2 separate regions of the Homo sapiens genome follow, and region 2 is linked to region 1. A link is an interaction called in ENCODE POLR2A ChIA-PET data of the cell type or tissue named here. Cell type or tissue: K562. All regions are shown on one strand.

What was found. ChIA-PET counts read pairs that join two places held together with the same protein. Peaks named below come from ENCODE experiments on the same cell type or tissue, not always from the same donor. Only the 100,000 strongest peaks of a DNase experiment are listed, where the experiment ranks them.
Region 2: POLR2A ChIA-PET joins it to region 1 with 5 read pairs; 10 of 35 experiments call an interaction of 5 or more read pairs at or near these places.

Annotation. Positions count from the first base shown.
Region 1 is chr17:76,051,757-76,056,756 of GRCh38, reverse strand. All of the region lies in intron 8 of SRP68 (signal recognition particle 68), which reads left to right. Among named protein-coding and RNA genes, the nearest start is that of SRP68, 18 kb to the left of the region's middle. In K562, no CTCF peak of the experiment used is centred here; DNase peaks (open chromatin) are centred at 2,434 and 3,036.
Region 2 is chr17:76,112,164-76,117,163 of GRCh38, reverse strand. No RefSeq gene overlaps it. Among named protein-coding and RNA genes, the nearest start is that of EXOC7, 11 kb to the right of the region's middle. In K562, no CTCF peak of the experiment used is centred here; no DNase peak of the experiment used is centred here.

The DNA of each region.
Region 1 (5,000 bases):
CTACTGCCTCATCAGGGAACAGTGGCATTTCCGAAGACCTCACAGTTATCTTTTGCACCCTGAATAATTTGTGTATGGGTTGGTGGGGTGGTGTTTTGTTAATGTGTTGAGGAATTGGCTTAAGCATCTAAAATTTCAGCAACTTGCTCCAGAATGGCTACTATGGGTTGGAGGCAGCCTTCAACAGCTGAAGAGTTGATGTGTGTCCTTGTCTGTGTTTCGTATTGCCTGTCTCATATCCCTTTTATTTGCTTAAAGGACAGAAGACTAGAACAGTACTAGAAAGTTAATTTTTGCTTAAACTGAAAGGCTAAGGAACTTTTTTTGAGAGCATTCTATTGGCACTGTTGTATGGTGCTACCTCCACTGGACAACGGCTCTGGTAGCAACTATTCAGATTATGTGATTGGGTTAGTGCTTTGGTTTTAAAAGTGATCAATGCTGGAAGAAAGAAACTACTTCTGTCCTCAGTTCAGTGCCAGACAGCAGAGACAGTGGGGCAGGAATTCTGACTTGAAGAGGAGTTGGGGGAGAGAGATCCATAGGGGCAAGTTAAATGAGGGCTCTTTCAGAGTGGGGCTACAGACACGTACCAAATGAAGAACAGGAAAAGCTAGCATTTATTAAGTAATTTTGAAAAGTTACTGCTGGCACGGTGGCTCATGGCTATAATCCTAGTGCTTTGAGAAGCGGAGGAAGGCAGATCACTTGAGCTCAGGAGTTGGAGACCAGCCTGGGCATCATGGTGAAACCCCATCTCTACAAAAAAAAGTACCAAAAAATTTAGCTGGGCGTGGTGGCGTGCACCTGTAGTCCCAGCTACTTGGAGGCTGAGGCAAGAGGATCACTTGAGCCCGGGAGCTTGAGGCTGCAGTGAGCTGAAATCACACCACTATGCTGCAGCCTGGGTAACTGTGCAACTCTGTCTCCAAAAAAAAAAAAAAAAAAAGAAGAAAAAAAAGTTAATAACTTAAAGTTTAAATACACATTTTTTTTTTTTTTAAAGACAGAGTCTCTCTCTGTCACCCAGGCTGGAGTGCAGCGGTGCAATCTCTGCTCACTGCAAGCTCCACCTCCCAGGTTCACGCCATTCTCCTGCCTCAGCCTCCAGAGTAGCTGGGACTACAGGCACCCACCATCACACCCGGCTAATTTTTTTATTTTTAGTAGAGACGGGGTTTCACCATGTTAGCCAGGATGGTCTCAAACTCCTGCCCTCGTGATCCACCCGCCTCAGCCTCCCAAAGTGCTGGAATTACAGGCATCAGCCACTGCACCGGGCCCACATGATGTTTTAAGAAGATCAGCCTGGAAAGGGTGGGAGGGAGTGAGAGATAAAAGACTACACATTGGGTACCGTGTACACTGCTTGGGTGACAGGTGCACCAGAGTCTCAGAAATCACCATAGAAGAACTTATCCATGTAACCAGAAACCACCTGTTCCCCCAAAACTATTGAAATTTAATTTAATTTTTAAAAGATCAGCCTAGGCCGGGTGCGGTGGCTCACGCCTGTAATTCCAGCACTTTGGGAGGCCAAGGCTGGCGGATTACCTGAGATCAGGAGTTCGAAATGAGACCAGCCTGGCCAACATGGTGAAACCCCATCTCTACTAAAAGTACAAAAAAAAAATTAGCCGGGTGTGGTGGTAGACGTCTGTAATCCCAGCTACTCGGGAGGCTGAGGCAGGAGAATCACTTAAACCCGGGAGGCGGAGGTTGCAGTGAGCCGAGATTGCGCCATTGCACTCCAGCCTGGGGGATAAGAGCGAGACTTTGTCTCAAAAAAAAAAAGATCAGCCTATTGTCTCACTTCCTATATGCCTTCATTGATATGACATCATACTGAAAGGAAAGCACTGTTTCTTTTTAATGTTTTTTATATTCATGAGAGTTCTTATGTTTTTTTTTCCCTTGCTGGAATTATACTAAGATACAGTTCTGTATCCTGTTTTTATTAACGCGTTGTGCAATGGTGTGATCTCAGCTCACTGCAACCTCCGTGTCCCGGGTTCAAGTGATTCTCCTGCCTCAGCCTCCCAAGTAGCTGGGATTACAGGCGCATACCACCATGCCCAACTAATTTTTTGTATTTTTAGTAGGTCTCGAACTCCTGACTTCAGGCAATCCACCCGCCTCGGCCTCCCAAAGTGCTGGGATTACAGGCGTGAGCCACAGCGCCCAGCTCAGGCTTGGTGATTCTTATCCTCAAGTTATGGTTAATATTTTAATATTTGAGTGGAAGAGGGACCATTTATCTTTTTCTTAAAAAACAATGTATATTTATATATATTCATGTATATTCTCAAGTGAGATTTGTTTCCTTCTTTACCAGATTTCCATGTATTTTTTTCCTAAACCTCACTGGGCTGGGTAAGGTTTGATTCTTGTCCCCATAGTAGGGGTGTGGTTGGGAATGTGGTCAGACTTGCCTTGTGTGTCTCTTAGTCATACTACCACCTTCCAGCAATTTCCATAGACAAGTGAAAACAATCTGAGAATGTGCTTTTTAAAGCGGGAGGTCTGTACCTCAGGACACACTGCAGCTCGCTTTCCTCCGCACCAGTCAGTTTTGAAACTGAGCCTGACGAGAGAACCTGAGACTGCAGAAAAGCCCATCCTGAAGGTTTCAAGTTTTGTAAAAGCTGACCTAGGATTGATTGATTCATTTGGACTAATCAGTAACATATTACTTCTGGGCTTAAGATTTCTCACTGTCATAGGCACACCTGGGAAAAGGTCTAGTCAGACCACCAATTTTTGTGCAGGGAGTTTTGCCACTTATGTTTAAGAGCACGTTCTGGTTGGTCCAGTGGCTGGCGGAGAAGGTCGGTGTACAGGTGGCCAGGAATCCTGCCTCTGCGTGTTGAGAGGAGTTTCTTATTCCACTGTCCTTTCAGGAATCATCTTAGCCTTGAATATAGATTTATAGAATAAAAGTGTAAATAGCAAAATATATTGAAGGCTTCCTGTTTGGAGACATTTTGCCCTGCCCAGGGAGAATCATGAGAGCTTCTCCTTCAGAGATTAGTGGTCTGAGTCATTGCAGTGTGGGCGTCGTAAGAAAAACACAACTGACTTAAGTCCCGCCCTTCAAATCGACTTTTTCCTTCATTGCTTTTTAGGATGTTTGTAAAATTCCCAGTGGGAACTTAGAGCTTTGTGGGAGCAGTGGGGAGGTTTTTTGGTTTCAGCACCTTGATGCAGAGGCTTAGTTAAAGGGAGCAGAGGTGATACGTGGCAGTCAAGAGGTTTTAAACTTGAACTGTACCCTACCGACAGGAAAAGAGGCAAATCCTGTGTAGCTGGTAAGACGAAGTTCGCTCTTTTCTTGAACGCCGGTTGCTCCAACCACTTAACCCCACTTGTCTGAGAAGGGTGTTGGCATGTTTGTTGGATTGCATGGAATTAAAACGGGCGCCGTAGCTCTTCCTTTCTGCTGAGAATGTGGCTGTGGTATATGTGTGTTTCTTTTTTTTTTTTTTTTTTTTGAGACAGGGTCTCACCCTGTCACCCAGGCCAAAGTGCAGTGGCACAATCTCAGCTCACTGCAACCTCCACCTCCTGGTCTCAGTTGGTCCTCCCACCTTTGCCTCCTGGAATAGCTGGGACCACAGGCATGCACCACCACACCTGGCTAATTTTTTTTGCATTTTTTGTAGACATGGGGTTTTGTCATGTTGCCCAGGCTGGTCTCAAACTCCTGGACTCAAGTGATCTGCCCACATCTGCCTCCCAAAGTGCTGGGATTACAGGCGTGAGCCACCGCGTCCGACGCCATGTGTGTTTCTTAAGTAGTGGTGCCAAGTCCATTCACATGTCTTTTTTTTTTTTTTTTTAAGTTCTGGGATACATGTGCAGAACATGCAGGTTTGTTATATAGGTATATATGTGCCATGGTGGTTTGCTGCACCTATCAACTCATCATCTAGGGATTTTTTTTTTTTTTTTTTGAGATGGAGTCTGGCTCTGTCGCCCAGGCTGGAGTGCAGTGGCGCGATCTCGGCTCACTGAAACCTCCGCCTCCCGGGTTCACGCCATTCTCCTGCCTCAGCCTCCCTAGTAGCTGGGACTACAGGTGCCCACCACCATGCCCAGCTAATTTTTTGTATTTTTAGTAGAGACGGGGTTTCATCGTGTTAGCCAGGATGGTCTCGATCTCCTGAGCTCGTGATCCGCCCGCCTCAGCCTCCCAAAGTGCTGGGATTACAGGCGTGAGCCACCGCGCCCAGCCCATCATCTAGGTTTTAAGCCCTGTGTGCATTAGGTATTTGTCCTAATACTTTCCCTCCCCTTGCCTCCCACCCCCTGCCATTCACATGTCTTACTCGAGTTTTTAAGCACTCTAGACTTATGTATCTTATTCCAGTTGCTGAGTATTATATGGCGGCACCATTCCACAGATTTGTACTTTGAAAAATTAGGCCAGTAAGGTTGACGAAGTGATTCTAAAGAATCTTGCCAACCTGGGGTCGGCCAACAATATTCTATAAAGCATGTGCTCCAGTGCTGCACTGTCCAGTGCAGTAGCCGCTCAACACATGTGGTTATTGAAATTTAAATTAATAAAACTTCCAGCCAGGCTCTGTGGCTCCTGCCTGTAACCCCAGCACTTTGGGAGGCCAAGACAGGTGGATCACCTGAGGTCAGGAGTTCGAGACCAGCCTGGCCAACATGGTGAAATAGCCAGGCGTGGTGGCGGGCACCTGTAGTCCCAGCTACTCCGGAGGCTGAGGCAGGAGAATCTCATGAACCCAGGAGGCGGTGGTTACAGTGAGACGAGATCACGGCACTATACTCCAGCCTGGGTAGCAGAGCAAGACTCTGTCTCAAAAACATAAAATAATAAAAAGATAGATAAATTAATAAAACTTCCGAGTGCTCAGGTGTTCATTGGACGGTGCACGTAGAGGACATTGCCCGTGGCAGAGAGTTCTATTGGATGGTGCTGCTCTGGTGGTTCCAGGAGTGAATGGTGGCCGTGTTTGCTTTACTAGATT
Region 2 (5,000 bases), 60 kb before region 1:
CACGGTGGCTCACGCCTGTAATCCCAGCACTTTGGGAGGCAGAGATGGGCGGATCACCTGGGGTCAGGAGTTCAAGACCAGCCTGGCCAACATGGCAAAACCCCGTCTCTACTAAAAGTACAAAAATTAGCCGGGGTGGTGGTGGGCACCTGTAATCCCAGCTACTCAGGAGGCTGAGGGAGGAGAAGCTTGAATGCAGGAGGTGGAGGTTGCAGTGAGCTGAGATCAGGCCACTGCACTCCAGCCTGGGCGACAAGAGCACGACTCCATCTCAAATAATAATAATAATAATAAAATTTAAAAATAGGAGGCCAGGCATGGTGGCTCACGCCTGTAATCCCGCACTTTGGGAGGCCAAGGCGGGCGGATCATGAGGTCAGGAGATCGAGACCATCCTGGCTAACACGGTGAAACCTCATCTCTACTAAAAAATAGAAAAAATTAGCTAGGTGTGGTGGCAGGCACCTGTAGTCCCAACTAGTTGGAGGCTGAGGCAGGAGAATGGCGTGAACCTGGGAGGTGGAGCTTGCAGTGAGCCAAGATTGCACCACTGCACTCCAGCCTGGGCGACAGAGCGAGACTCTGTCTCAAAAAAAAAAAAATTAAAAAATAGTATATAAAGAATTCTGAAAATTTAGTAAGAAAATATGAACATCATTATATAAAATGGACAAAGGGCTGGGCATGGTGGCTCACGCCTATAATCCCAGCAATTTGGGAGGCTGAGGTGAAAGGATCTTTTGAGCCCAGGAGTTCTATACCAGCCTGGGCAACATGGTGAAACCCTGTCTCTATAAAAAAATACAAAAATTAGCCGGGCATGGTGGCACATGCCTGTAGTCCCAGATACTTGGGAGGGTGAGGTGGGAGGATGGCTTAAGCCTGGGAGGCAGAGGTTGCAGTGAGCCAAGATCCCCCACTGCACTCCTGCCTGGGCAACAGAGCTAGACCCTATCTCAAAAACAAGCAAACGAAAAAGGACAAAGTGCATTAAACAGGCAGTTTTAACCTGAGATGTCATTTAAAAAAAAAATTTTTTTTTTTTTGAGACAGAGTCTCACTCTGTCGCCCAGGCTGGAGTGCAGTGGCATGATTTTAGCTCACTGCAACCTCCTACCTCCCGGGTTCAAGCGATTCTCCACCTCAGCCTCCTGAGTAGCTGGGACTACAGGTGCAGGCCACCATGCCCAGCTAATTTTTGTATTTTTAGTAGAGACAGGGTTTCACCATGCTGGCTAGGCTGGTCTCGAACCCCTGACCTCGTGATCCACTTGCCTCAGCTTCCCAAAGTGCTTGGATTACAGGCGTGAGCCACCGCACCTGGCCTAAAAATTTTTTTCTTAGACTTTTTTTTATTTTTTTGAGATAGGGCTTCGCTCTGTCACCCAAGCTGGAGTGCAGTGGCACAGTCATAGCTCACTGCCGCCTCCAACTCCTGGGCTCAAGCCATCCTCCTGCCTCATTCTCCTGAGTAGCTGGGACTACAGGCACATGCTACCATGCCTGGCTAATTTTTTATTTTTTATAGAGATGGGGTCTCGCTATGTTGCCCAGGCTGGTCTCGAACTCCTGGCCTCAAATGATCCTCCCACCTCGGCCTCCCAAAACTCTGAGATTACAGGTGTGAGTTATTGTGCCCAACAGACATGTTTTAGAGCAGCTTCAGGTTTACAGAAAAAAAAATCATGCAGAAAGGATAGAGTTGTCATATATCTCCTCCTGCTCCCTGTCCCTCAGTTTCCACTATTATTAAGAACTAGCAAGGCCGGAAGTGGTGGCTTATGCCTGTAACCCCAGAGCTTTAGGAGGCTGAGGCGAGATGATTAATTGAGCCCAGGAGTTTGTGACCAGCCTGGACAATATAGCAAGACCCCATCTCTACAAAACAATTAAATAATTAGCTGAGTGTGATGGCACACACTCGAGGTTGCAGTGAGCTATGATTGGGCCACTGAACTCCAGCCTGGGTGACAGAGCTGGACCCTGTCTCTAAATAAATAAATAACTTGAATGAGTGTGGTACATTTACTACAACTGATGGACAAATTGATTGATACATTATTATTAACTAAAGCCCATAGTTTACTTTTTATTTCTAAAAATCTTTTTTTAATTTTTGTGGGTACGTAGTAGGTATATATATTTATGGGTTACATGAGATATCTTGATACAGGCATAATCACATCAGGGTAAATGGAGTGTCCATCACCTCAAGCACTTATCCTTTCTTTGTGTTACAAACAATCCAATTATACTCTTTTTTTCTTTTCTTTTCTTTTTTTTTTTTTTTTTGAGACAGCATCTCTCTCTGTTGCCCAGGCTGGAGTGCAGTGGTGCCATCTCAGATGCTCACTGCGACCTCCGCCTCCCAGGTTCAAGCGATTCTCCTGCCTCAGCCTCCCGAGTAGCTGGGACTACAGGCGCCTGCCACCATGTCTGGCTAATTTTTGTATTTTTTAGTAGAGACATGGTTTTGCCATGTTGGCCAGGCTGGTCTCGAACTCCTAGCCTCAAGTGATCCGCCTGCCTCAGCCTTTCAAAGTGCTGGGATTACAGGCGTAAGCCACTGCACCCGGCCCAATTATACTCTTTCAGTTATTTTTATTTATTTTATTTTTTGATATGGAGTCTCGCTGTGTCACCCATGCTGGAGTGCAGTGGAATGATCTCGGCTCACTGAAACCTCCGCCTCCTGGGTTCAAGCAATTCTCCTGCCTCAGCCTCCCGAGTAGCTGGGATTACAGGTGCCCGCCACCACGCCTGGCTAATTTTTGTATTTTTAGTAGAGACAGGGTTTCACCATGTTGGCCACGCTGGTCTCGAACTCCTGACTTCAGGTGATCTACCCGCCTCGGCCTCCCAAAGTGTTGGGATTACAGGTGTGAGCCACCATGCCCGGCCCATAGTTTTTTTTTTTTTTTTGAGACGGAGTCTCACTCTTCGCCCAGGCTGGAGTGCAGTGGCGCGATCTTGGCTCACTGCAAGCTCCACCTCCCGGGTTCATGCCATTCTCCTGCCTCAGCCTCCCGAGTAGCTGGGACTACAGGCGCCCCGCCACCATGCCTGGCTAATTTTTTGTGTTTTTAGTGGAGATGGGGTTTCACCGTGTTAGCCAGGCTGGTCTCGATCTCCTGACCTCATGATCCGCCCGCCTCAGCCTCTCAAAGTGCTGGGATTATAGGCGTGAGCCACTGCGCCCGGCCGCCCATAGTTATTTTTAATGTACAATAAATTATTATTGACTGTAATCACCCTATTGTGCTATCAAATACTAGGTCTTATTCATTCTAGCTAATTATATTTTTGTGCACATTAACCAGCCCCCCTTCTCCCTCTTTCCCCACCATTACTTTTCCCAGCCTCTGCTCTCTATCTCCATGAGTTCCATTCTTTTAAGTTTTAGCTCCCACAAATAAGTGAGAACACATGAAGTTTTTCTTTCTGTGCCTGGCTTATTTCACGTAACACAATGACCTCCTGCTCCATCCAAGTTATTGCAAATGACAGGGTCTCATTCTTTTTTATGGGTGACTAGTACTCCCAGGTGTATATGAACCACATTTTCTTTATCCATTTGTTTGTTGATGGACACTTAGTGTATTAGTCCATTTCATACCACTGTGAAGAAATACCCAAGACTGGGTAATTTATAAAGAAAAAGAGGTTTAATGGACTCAGTTTCACGTGGCTGGGGAGGCCTCACAATCATGGAAGAAGGCGAAGGAGGAGAAAAGGCACATCTTACATGGTGGCAGGCAAGGAAAGTGTGTACAGGGGAACTGCCCTTTGTGAAACCATCAGATCTCATGAGACTTACTCACTATCACGAGAAGAGCACAGGAAAAACCTACCCCTAAAATAATTAGCCAGGCATGGAGGTGGGCACCTGCAATCCCAGCTATTCAGGAGGCTGAGGCAGAGAATTACATGAACCCAAGAGGCGGAGGTTGCAGTGAGCCAAGATCACGCCACTGCACTCCGGCCTGGGTGACAGAGTGAGATTCCGTCTCAAAAGAAACAAAACAAAACAAAAACAGAAAAATCCGCCCCTGTCATTCAATTACCTCCCACTGGGTCCCTCCCATGACATATGGGGATTATGGGAACTATAATTCAAGATGAGATTTGAGTGGGGACACAGGTTGCTTCCAATTCTTAGCTGTTGTGAATAGTGCTGCAATAAACACGGGAGTATAGATATCTTTTCAATATATTGATTTCCTTTCTTTTGGGTATATACCTACCAGTGGGATTGCTGGATCACCTGGTGGCTCTATTTTTAGTTTTTTGAGGAACCTCCATACTGTTCCATAGGAGTTATACTAATTCGCATTGCCACCAACAGTGTACGAGGGTACCCTTTTCTCCACATCCTCACCAGCATTTGTTATGGCCTGTCCTTTGGATAAAAGCCATTTTAACTGGGGTGAGAAAATACCTCATTATAATTTTGATTTGCATCTCTGATGATCAATGATGTTGAGCACCTTTTCATATATCTGTTTGCCATTTGTATATCGCCTTTTAAGAAATGTCTATTCAGATCTTTTGCCCATTTTTGGTTGTATTATTAGATTTTTTTTCCCATAGAATTGTTTGAGCTCCTTATATATTCCCATTACTAAATCCCGTCAGATAGCTAGTTGGCAAATATTTCTCCCATTCTGTGAGTTGTCTCTTCACTTTGTTAATTGTTTCCTTAAAGTCCATAGTTTAAAATGGGGTTTGTGCTTTGTGTTATATAGTTCTGTGTGTTTTGCCAATTGCATAATGTCAATATCCACAATTACAGTATCATACAGCGTGGTCCATCACCCTAAAAATCATCTGTGCTCCACCAACTCATCCCTCCCTTCCTCCCTCTGTCTCCCTCCCCCAACCCCGCAAACCCTTGGCAATCATTGATCACTTCAATGTCTCCATGGTTTTGCCTTTTCCAGAATGTCACATGGTTGAAATCATACAGTATGTTGCCTTTTCGGATTGGCTTCTTCACTGAT